Linked DNA regions of Homo sapiens: region 2 is linked to region 1. Evidence: chromatin loops called from intact Hi-C (ENCODE). Cell type or tissue: MCF 10A. All regions are shown on one strand. Links, peaks and the distances in the headings refer to the core of each region. The heading gives the core; the rest is flanking DNA.

Region 1 (5,384 bases), core at 135-5,134:
GTAAGGCAAGTAAAATAAATAAAAGCCATAGAGATTGGAAAGAAGAAACAGAACTATTCTTGTTTGCAGATGACATCATTATCTTCACAGAACATCCCAAAATATTCTACAAACAACCCTACTAGAATTAATAAGTGAGTTCAGCAAGGTCGCAGGAAAAAGTGTCCACATAGAAAAATAAATTGCATGAACATGAACAAACAATAAATATGTGGGGAAAAATTAAAATATAATACCAATTATAATCATTTCAAAGAAAATTAATACTTTGGCATAAACATATCAAAACCTGTATAAGGTTTCTATTCTGAAAATTACAAAATTATGAAGAAGGAAATTAAAGCCACCTAAATAAGTGTAGATGTGTGCCATGTTCATGAATTGGAATATTAACATACTAAATATATCACTGATCCTAATGCAATCTACAGGGTTAATTAAGTCCCTGTTAAAATTCCAGGATACTTTTGTGTAGACTTAGATATAAAACAGTAAACACTATTTTGAATAAAAATAGAGTCAGAGAATTGCTCTACCCAGTATTAACGTCAATTCCTATCTAAACTTGCAATAATCAATATCAGTTGCTATCGGCAGGGGCCTAAGTTTCCACTATATGCAAAAATTTTCTCTAAATGGAACCCAGACTTAAATTCAAAGCTAACACTATCACACTTTCACAAAACAGAAATAGAAAAAAACTTCAGAATCTAGGGCTAAGCAGAGTTAATCAACTTGACACCAAAAGCGTTATCCATAAAAGAAAAGTTGATCAGTTGGACCTCATCAAAATTAAAAACTTTTGCTCTGTGAAACACTGTTGCAAACTACGTATCTGACAAAGGACTAGTATCTAGAATACATAAAGAACTCTCAAAACTCAGCAGTAAACAAAACACAACGAAACCAAACAAAAACCAATCCAATTAGAAAATTTTTAAATGACAGCTTTCACCAAAGAGGATATACAGATGGCAAATAAGCATGTGAAAAGATACTCAACATTATTAAACAACAGGGAAATGCAAATTAAAATAACCATTAGATGTTGCTGCATGCCCTTAAGAATGACTAAAATAAACACTGAAAGTATCAAACGCAGGCCAGGATGTAGAGAAAATGGGTCACTCATGTATATTGCTGGTGGGAATGTAAGATTTTATAGCTACCCTGAAAAGACTGTAAAACTTATAAAACTATCCAGGCAGCTTTGTAAAAGGAATACATGCTATCTTAGTATTATTTCTTACATCTGCCTTTAAATCTATGATTATCTCAAGAAAAAAGTTAATTAAAAAATATAAGTCCCATGTTACATGTCCACCTTTCTCCCTTCCCTATGGTAACACTCAGGCTGGGGAGAACCTGGGAAGAGTCTAGGTTCTGCTGACCACATTTATTTAATTGACTGGCCGCAACTTGCTGGATAGTTTCCAATTTGTATTTTTACCAGCCTCGAAAGCAATTTTTGAAAAACAGATGAGCAGATCCCTCCCATCTGCCCATCTGACCTATTAATACACAGTGTGAAGGCAGATCCTTTTCTTCTCCTACTTTTCCCTGCCTCAAATCTACTTTTTCCCACTTTCTGCTGACTGCTTTAGTGCTTTCCTGTCTTAGGCCAGCTAGTGTGCCTATAAAGAAATACCTGAGGCTGGGTAATTTATAAAGAAAAGAAGTTTATTTGTCTCACAGTTCTGCAGACTGTACAAGAAGAAGGGCACTGGCATCTGCCTCTGCTGCGGGCCTCAGGCTGCTTCCGAAGGGGAAGTGCAGCTGAAGTGTCCAGAGATCACAGGGTGGGAAAGAAAGCAAGAGGGAGGGGGTGGGGTGCCAGGCTCTTGTTAACAGCCAGCTCTCTCCAGTACTAATAGGCAAGAACTCACCCACCCCAAGAGAGTATTAATCCATTCACGAGGGATCCTCCCTCACGACCAAAATATCTCTCATTAGGCCACACCTCCAACACCGGGGATCCAATTTTAACATGAGATCTGGAGGGACAAACATCCAAACTGTAGCATTTTCTTAATGCCAGAGTCCTGGCTCTGCATACTGGGATCTTCTTAGGAAATCATCTCTCGTCTCTGCTTTCCATCATATTTCAAACTGGAAGGGACTTCTTTCCCTAGGAGAATGGGAATGATGATGTGTTATTTTTCTATTTTTCAGATTTGAGGCATTGAGCTCTTTCATAGGGTAGAATGTGTGTGGTTCTAACATTAGATCTTTGACTATAAGATATGCCAACTTCTGGAACATCTGCTGTGACCCATTTACTTCAATAAACCCAAACTCAGAGCACTTGGCCATCAGCCCTGATGGTATTCCCCATCTCACCTCCTCAGCCCGCCAAACTCCTCCCTTTCTCTCAAGGCGCATGCACTGTTCACCCTTATTTGGGGTCAGTTTGCCTGGTTCCTCCTCTCTGCTTTGTTCATGCAATTCCCCCTCCTGATACATCCTTAACTGCTTCCTTGTATGTGTGCATTTTCACCATTCAGCTTTAATGTTCTTTGTGCCATGAGGATTTTTACTAGTATTTCCTCTAAAATTCATAACATTAATCTATGCCTGTCTTGTGGCCTCCCTGCTCCCTTAGATATGGCATCTCTAATTTGTATTGAAATTATTCATATACAGTCTGACCTTTTCTGCCAAGTATCTCCAGTAAACTGGCAGAATGCCTAGTATACAGTATGAGCTCAATACATACCTGCTCACTGAATCATGACATGAATTCATTACAAAGAAAAAAAAATGTCCTTTGGAATAAGTGGTCCTAATTTTCAGATTGTAACAACGTACTAAAATGAAAAATACAATCTAAGTTTTCCTGCTTTTTGTTGAGTATTAAAGCACAGTGAATTTTATAAGAATGTATCGTATTATGTACTTTTAACTTTAAAAAACCTTGGACATCTCTCTAATGTGTTTAGTAAACTAATATGTATATATCATTATTATTAACTAAAATCCATACTTTATCCAGATTTCTGTATTTTTTTCTAATGTCTTTTTTCTAGTCCAAGATCTCATCCACATTACATTTAGACAGCATGTTTCTTTAGTCTATCTTTGGCTGTGACAGTTTCTCAGATCTTCCATGTCTTTGATGAACTTGGCATTTGTGGGGAGTATGGTCAGGTATTTTCTAGAATGTCCCTCCATTGGGATTTGTCTGATTTTTTCTCATGATTAGACTGGGATTAAGGATTATCAGAAGGAAGACCACAGAGATTAAGTGACATTCTCATGCCATAATTCCAAGGACACATACTATCAACATGATTTATTACTGTTGATGTTGGCCTTGATCAACTGGTTGAGATACAGTTTGTTAGGTTTCTTTTTTTTTTTAATGACCATTACCTTAAATATTGAGGACTTATTGAGTTTACAGATTGAAAATAATGTCTAAATATAAGACCTATTGGAGCACCTTATGTTGCTTTTAGATAATTATTCTGGGGAGGATAACTTCAAATTTCCAAGATTCTGTTCTTGCTTCTCTTCTTCTTTCATTCTTCCTACCTGTGGGCTAGTTCAGTTACAATTGCACCTTCCTCAGACACCACTGTGCAGGTGACTCCTCAATGTACAGCTCTAGCAAATGTCCATAGTTTCAAACCTATATTTTGAATATCATCAAATTGTCATTAGCACCTCAAATTTATCATGTCAAAAAATTGTACTTTTTATTTCTACACACACACATGCACACACATGTACACACACACACTTACACACACACATGCAGAGGGGCATATGCGGCTTCTCCTGTTTCCGTCACCTAATTCCATGGTCTCATTACCTACCTCATCGGTCTCTCTGAACACCTTGGTTCCCTTCTTAAGCCTTTCTAAACATAAATTTAAACAGCATATTAACCTACCTTTTAATCCTTTTAGAGAAAAAGAAATTTTTTGACTGATTAGAGATATAGCAAAAATAGTTCTGCCTTTGTAATTATGTTCAGACAACTTATACTAAAATATAGGAAAATTTGAATTAATTCATTTTTTCCATAAAGCTGTTTTATAAAGAATAGATTTTAAAATAAAATAGATTCCAAAAATTCCTTCATTTTAATTTTTTAAAACTTCCGTTGAAATCCATGCCATTCTGCCTTTTTTTTTTAATGCTACCTAAATATTATGACAGATGCTTAAGGAACTGAAGCATTCTTTTAACATTTATTTTCCTAAGTAAAACACTCTTAGAAAATAAATTTAAAAGCTCATTTCTCTTATTGTTAAAAAAAAACTAAGGTTTTTTTTTCTAAGTTAAACTTTTGTAAACATTTGAAGACATCAAAGTCACTGGCAAGTTTAGCTTAAACATGGAATATAAATTCTCCCCCTTAATATATCACGTGTGACATCACCCACCCCCACCCTGGCACATCCCATGAAAAGAGACCACAAAATATTCTAACTTCACATCTGAGTATGTGTGGATGCATTTCTTTCTTTCATAAGGAGATAAACATTCATGTTTAGATTGAGCACACCTAAGTTATTTAGCTTTTTTTTTAGTTGCTTGGACACAGTGTGTCAACATCCCCTCATCTTGCACAAATATTTGCCAGGGCACTTGCCACTCTGTTCCCCAGCCTCACCCTCCACTTAGTGCCTACTCATTCCTTGAATCTGGACTTAAAAGGAAGCCTCCATAACCTTCCAGACTGGATCAGGCCCCTCTGTTGAATGTTTTCATGACAAATCTGCACTTTTCCTTTGTGGGACTTTGTTGTTATAAGAGCTAGTGGGAATTGGATTTATGTCTGTCTTGTGCAGATGAAAAGCTGCACAGGGGCAGAAGCCATGTCTGTGTGTGTTCTTGATCCTAATCTCCATTGAACACTCATCCCACAAGTGGTGTTGGGCATCTGGTGATGCCAGGTGGTCTGTCAGGTCCTGAGGATGGAGAAATGAGAGAGAGACAGTCTGAGCAAAGAGGGCTACGTCAGTTCCCCTGGGTTTTGAATACAATGGAGACAGGGCACTGGACAGGTGTCAGGTGTCCCCAGGGTTGGTAAGAAAAGCCTCTGAGAAGGGAGGACTTATTTGAGCTGTCTTGAGAAAGGGGTCAACATTCAGGAGGCTGGAGGAAGGGGCTTCCAATGAGGTCAGGTAGAGAGGAGAGTTGAAATTGTCTGGTGCAATTGAGGTTCACACCTCCTTAGAAGCCCTCAATTCCCCACCCTGACCCTACCAGACACACAGTATAAAACAGTGACGTTTCAGTGAACTGAAAGGCTCAGTAGAGATCTCAAGGCTGGTGCTGGTGTGAACCACAAAGTAGAAGGAGCAAGACCAGCTCTGGGATGGGCAGACCTGTCTGGGAGGGATGCTGGCCTGAGGGCTCCTAGCAGGCTGCCT
Region 2 (5,384 bases), core at 178-5,177, 97 kb before region 1:
CAAAGTGCATATGCAGTGACAAATATTTCATAAATTATGAGCGTGGCAACAAAGATGGAGCAGGCTTAATTTTGATGTGGATTGACAGTTGAGAAGACCAGTAATTACTTAGATTGGTTTTTTTCTGCCTCTTTCTCCTGACTGATATATTTCTTATAAATTATAAGAGAAAGGTAATTTTTAAAAATAATAATTATATTGCTTACAGAATTTTCCTCCAAATGGTCATATAAAAATCTCCCTTGGCTGGGTGTGGTGGCTCACACCTATAATCCCAGCACTTTTGGAGGCCGAAGTAGGTGGATCACCTGAGGTCAGGAGATCGAGACCAGCCTGGCCAACGTGGTGAAATCTCATCTCTACTAAAAATACAAAAATTAGCTGGGCGTGGTTGCAGGTGCCTGTAATACCAGCTACTCAGGAGGCTGATGCTGGAGAATCGCTTGAACCCAGGAGGCGGAGGTTGCAGTGAGCTGAGATAGTGCCATTGCACTCCAGCGTGGGAGACAAGAGTGAAACTGTCTCAAAAAAAAAAAAAAAAAAACACTCCCCTAAGCTGCAGGCCAATATAGAGGTGGAGGTGCTTGGGGACCAAGCAATGATGAATTTGAGTCCATAAATATGCAGGGGAAGTCAGTGATGCTTTCTCCTCTAAGACAGATTCATGGTAGTAAAACTCTCAAGGTTAGGATGAACCGCCCACCTGAATCCAAATTCCACATTCCTCACATTGCACAACTCAATTTGAACCCTCTAAAACTCATTTTCATTATCTACAACATGTGCTTATATTCTTTTTCTCACAAGATGTTTGTTAATAGCAAATAGTAAGATGCATGGGAAAGTTCAGCATGAAGGTTAATTACTTTATTGTCCCATGGATATAACAGTGCTATGAATATAGTAGATACTTAATGAAGAGTTGTTTATTATTGCCTTTATCTCTTTCAATGGATATTCTGAAGCATTTTCTAATACTTGAATCAAACATTGGAGAAACTGGTATCAAGTTTTGAGGGGCAATAATAAAGGAGAGATTCCCTGAGTAGGATGCAGGTCTAAGTGCTTTGGGTCTAAGGGCCAATTTTAAGCCCTATGGTGAAGCTGCCCTTCCTACGTGCCCCATTGGGAACAAAAGTGGGGCAGGCTGAGGTTTCCTCATTTGTGTCTTACAGGATCCCATGGGGATAGGTTTTGGTCACAGCCAAAGGTCCTGCTTTGCCCACAGCCTATTAATTTAAATGTTAATCTCATCCAAAACACTCTCACTGACACACCCAGAATAATGTCTAATCCCATATCTGGGCTCTGTGGCCCAGCACATTTGACACATGCAGTTAACTATCACATTGAGCTTCTGGGGAACTCTTCTGTTTAGGCGATATTTTTCCGATACAATTGCTTCCTCTCCCAGTTCACTCCTTGACTCTCCGCCAGTGTCATTGGAGAACGGTGCACCAGCAAGAGGAACAGCAGTCACTCTGTTCCTCAGTGGACATGGGAGCAGTGCTGTCATTGCTCTTCAATGGCTGTTAGCACGTGCTGGTTCTCTTCTCCAAAGCATGCCACACTGCAAGGGTTCTGCTCAAATAACCATCGTGACTGCCAGCTGGGGCCTGGGACTCCAAGATTCTCCATTTACAGACAGGGAAAGTCACAGGGGAGTCAGGATGGCACAGGGATAGAAGCCAAATCTCTCATTGCTGGTCCACAGTTACTTCCTCTGCATCGGCCTTGACTTGGCATGAAATCACTGATGAGACTTCCACGACATGGATGAGGACTCCACTCCTTAGATTTGTCTGATGCAATAGAGAAGAACTAAATTCACCAAGTGTCAGCACTCCATTATCAATACAATTTGAAAAATTAATTCCAAAATCTGTACTATCCCTTTGTGTTCACTTTATGTGCTTGATACCTGAGGAAATACATCATTGACTAAAAAAAAAAAGGTTCTGCCCCCTCTCACTCCTTAAGAACAAGGTCTAGGTTGGTTGCAAAGAGTGAAGAAAGAACAAATACAGATACAAAGACAAACTAAAATTTAGTTACAGTTTAGATAACTAAAATCCTGTCTAGAAGTCTTGAGGAAGAGGGTCCCTGGGCCCATAGTTTGAATCAATGCAGTGATAGAATGTATTGGCCATTTAATCTGCAAACAGGAGTGAAGGATTAGTGTAATCAGGGTAATAGATCGATTTCAGTCTTTTCCTTCTTTAATTAACATCTGGTTATCTGTGAACAATAGCCACATAGTGCAAAGTACTTACTCTGCTTCTTCAAATTTGCCTCCTTTGCTGTCTGAAAATGGATTGATGTGACTAACATTCAGTTACTATGTGGTGTGCTGAAATAGTCATCTCAAGATTTTTTTTCTCCAAGATCATGATTAATGGGACAAATAACATCAAGTCCTGCCCTGGTTTGCCCACTGGCAACAGGAGCATGAGCAGTGCCCTTGCTTGTGGATGACGCACGACTCAGGCACCCAGAGCTGTGGCCCTGCTCGTGCTGCGAAGCCGAGGCCCTGGGCTGGGGCCAAATTTGGCCATGAGCATTTTCACTTTGGGAGATGTCAGGACAAGTTGGCAGGCAGAGGCCACAGTAGGAAGGCCGAGGATCTGATGGCCCAGGCCCCGCTGTTGAAGGGGCCACCAAGGGCTGATGGGCAGCATATGGTGAAGGTAGCAGGACCCAAGGTTTTAGTCCAGGGAGTTAGTTTAAGTCAAGAGGAAAGAAGAGGCATGGAGCCTGGAAGGCGAGTCTGTCCGGTAGCAGAAATGGCTTGATTTCATTTTACGACAGTTCTTAAAACTTTTGTTCTTACTACTTATTTTTTATTTGACAAGTAAAATTGTATATATTTATGGTGTACAAAACCATGTTTTGAAATATGTACACACTGTGGAAGTGCTAAATTCAGCTAATTAGCATATACGTTAGCTTACATAGTTGTCATTTATTTGTGGTGAAAGCTTTTCAAATCTACTCTGTCAGTAATGTTGGAGTGCACAGTATGTTGTTATTAAGTATAGTCACCATGCTGGACCATAGATCTCTTGCTGAATACTTTTGGCTCTTTCTACACAGTAAGCCCCACCTCACAAGGCAATCGCAGGCACACCACAGGCACCAAAGGAGTTCTGGGCCCAGAGGGCAAGATGGAGCTCAGTGCTAGGTGCCACTAGCTGCCAGGTTGGGGCCATCTCCTAAATTTTCAGAGTCTTGTTTCCTCATCTCCACAGCAGGAGTACCAAACTCCACTTCTAGGGCTGCTGAGAGGATTGAGCCAGAAAACAGCCAGGCCCTGGCACAGAGCTCAGTGTGTGGAGTCTGCTGAATCCACCATGTAACCGAATCTGCAGGCGATTCTCCAGGGGAGTGCCAGAAAAATGCTCAACACTTAGGGCTTAAGTCAAAGATGTAACAAATGAGGCTGGAAGGGAACATTCGTATCTTGTATCCATTTATCCAATGGGCTTGGATCCTTACACCACCCCACCAAGTCCTTGTTGTGACTTTATTTGAATGCTAGTGAGCTTGTCATCCCTCCTTCTCCTCTCCCTTCCTTTTAATTTTTTTTTCTTAGCTATTTATTAAACACTTACTACCTGCCAGACAGAGTTAGGCACAAGAGATATCATGGCAAGAGAAACAGAAGTGTACAAAGCCACAGGCACATTTGGAAGGAATGTTAATGTTGCGAGACTTTTCCTTAGCTCAATTAAAGACAGGGTCCTTGTCACACAGCCAGGAAAATTTAGGCTCGTAGATGATTTGAAGAGTGAGAAAAATGGGATTTATTGGGCAAAAAGGGAAAAAAGGGGTAACAGAGACTCTTAGTGAAGCAAGAGAGTGTGCTTTTTGCCTGTGCGCTTCCCACCTCACAGATTGAATCCCAGGTTCCACCCAGGAAGAGGAGGGGCCAGGCTTCTCCCTGCTGCAAACAGCACAGAACTTCTGTGGCTCCACTCTAGTGCACAGACTGGTTGGAGTTTCTCTGGGGGCCCCTTCCCACCTGGCTGTCTCATTTAAGGGATGCATTGTCTCTGGAAGAGGGCTTGAGTCAGCTGAGGTAGTGAGCGCTGGGCAGCTGAGATGAGCTGGGTGTGGGTGGGGCTTGGATGTGATGCCAGACTGCAGTGAGCCCAGAGCTTGAATCCCCACTCATGCTGAAGCCCAGCAGTTCCTGACGTAGAGATGCTGGCTATTTGGAGAAGGCTCTGGGTGTCAGGTAGAAAAATATGTTTAGCATGCTCTTTAAGGGGAATTCCCTGGTCTCTTGATGTGGATTCATGCGCCTGGTTGAAAGTGGCCCAACTTAGAAGTAAGTCTGGGACAGAAGCCAAGTGCAGGAATTCTGCTCCCAAGGACTTTTTAATCTGCTTGATTCTGCCTCTTCCCACCTGGGGTCAAGCACACACCCTTTGTTTCCATGGAGGGGCACTCTCTGTCAGGGTGGGATGGTGGCAGCAGGCTGACTCTGTCCCTCACTGCTCACTCTCCAGCTCAAGGACACCAAGTCCTGGTCCTGGACTCAGTGGCTCTGCTGCCACCTCGGACGGACAGATGCAAACTTATAATCCTTCCGTGACCTTCGCATTTTCTTTGTTGGTGTTTTTATTGCAGATGAGCTCGGCCTTCTTTCTGTGTCAGTCAAGGAGGTGTCTGTCTTCATGTCTGAGCATCCATCAAGGCCCCATTCCATCCACTTCCTCTCTGTGTCCTATCTGCTGACATGCTTTCTTTCACATGTGATCATGAGTTCCTCCCAACTGGGGTGCAGACTTTGCTGTGTTCACTGTTGTACTCCCAGCACTTAGGATAAAGGCAGCTGGCACATTGTAGGAACTGTGTAAATATTTGCTGAGCTAGTGAAGCACTCTGGCTCATAGCTGCCAGCCTGAGACCCATGGTACCCTGGTGACTGGGCTCATCCATCTTTACATCGTCTTCCTCTTCTGCAGTGAATGCAAAATGGTCTCTGCTCACACACCCTTAAAGTCTAGGGAGGCAGAAAAACATGAACACATCATGGTGAAGAATAAGTGGCAGGAGGGATCCTCAGAGCCGAGGAGGCATTGAGCTGAGTCTTCCTGGAGTCTGGGCTCCGGGAGGGGACTTGCTCTCCCAATAGATTTGCATGCTCTCCATCAGAAATAGGATGAGGGATTACCTTTCCTTACCACTGATTCATTTCAGAAAATACCTTTGTCATTTATTTTCTCAACAAATGGATTGGTTTGGGGTGGACCCTATGTTCCATCGATCCTGCTATTGCTCCTGTTAGGGCATCGACCACACTCACAGCTCTAGGATGGGGTTTTGGGTGTGTGCATCCTGAGGACCTCAATTTTTTCTCTGAACTCTGTGCTGATGGT

The links. Hi-C counts contacts between places; a loop is a spot of excess contacts. Peaks named below come from ENCODE experiments on the same cell type or tissue, not always from the same donor. Only the 100,000 strongest peaks of a DNase experiment are listed, where the experiment ranks them.
Region 2: a loop joins it to region 1, with 2.0 times the contacts of the local background. A loop is called at or near these places in 1 of 110 quality-filtered maps.

What each region holds. Positions count from the first base shown.
Region 1 is chr7:46,255,573-46,260,956 of GRCh38, forward strand. No RefSeq gene overlaps it. Among named protein-coding and RNA genes, the nearest start is that of IGFBP3, 340 kb to the left of the region's middle. In MCF 10A, for the core only: no CTCF peak of the experiment used is centred there; a DNase peak (open chromatin) is centred at 2,679.
Region 2 is chr7:46,158,595-46,163,978 of GRCh38, forward strand. No RefSeq gene overlaps it. Among named protein-coding and RNA genes, the nearest start is that of IGFBP3, 240 kb to the left of the region's middle. In MCF 10A, for the core only: no CTCF peak of the experiment used is centred there; a DNase peak (open chromatin) is centred at 2,477.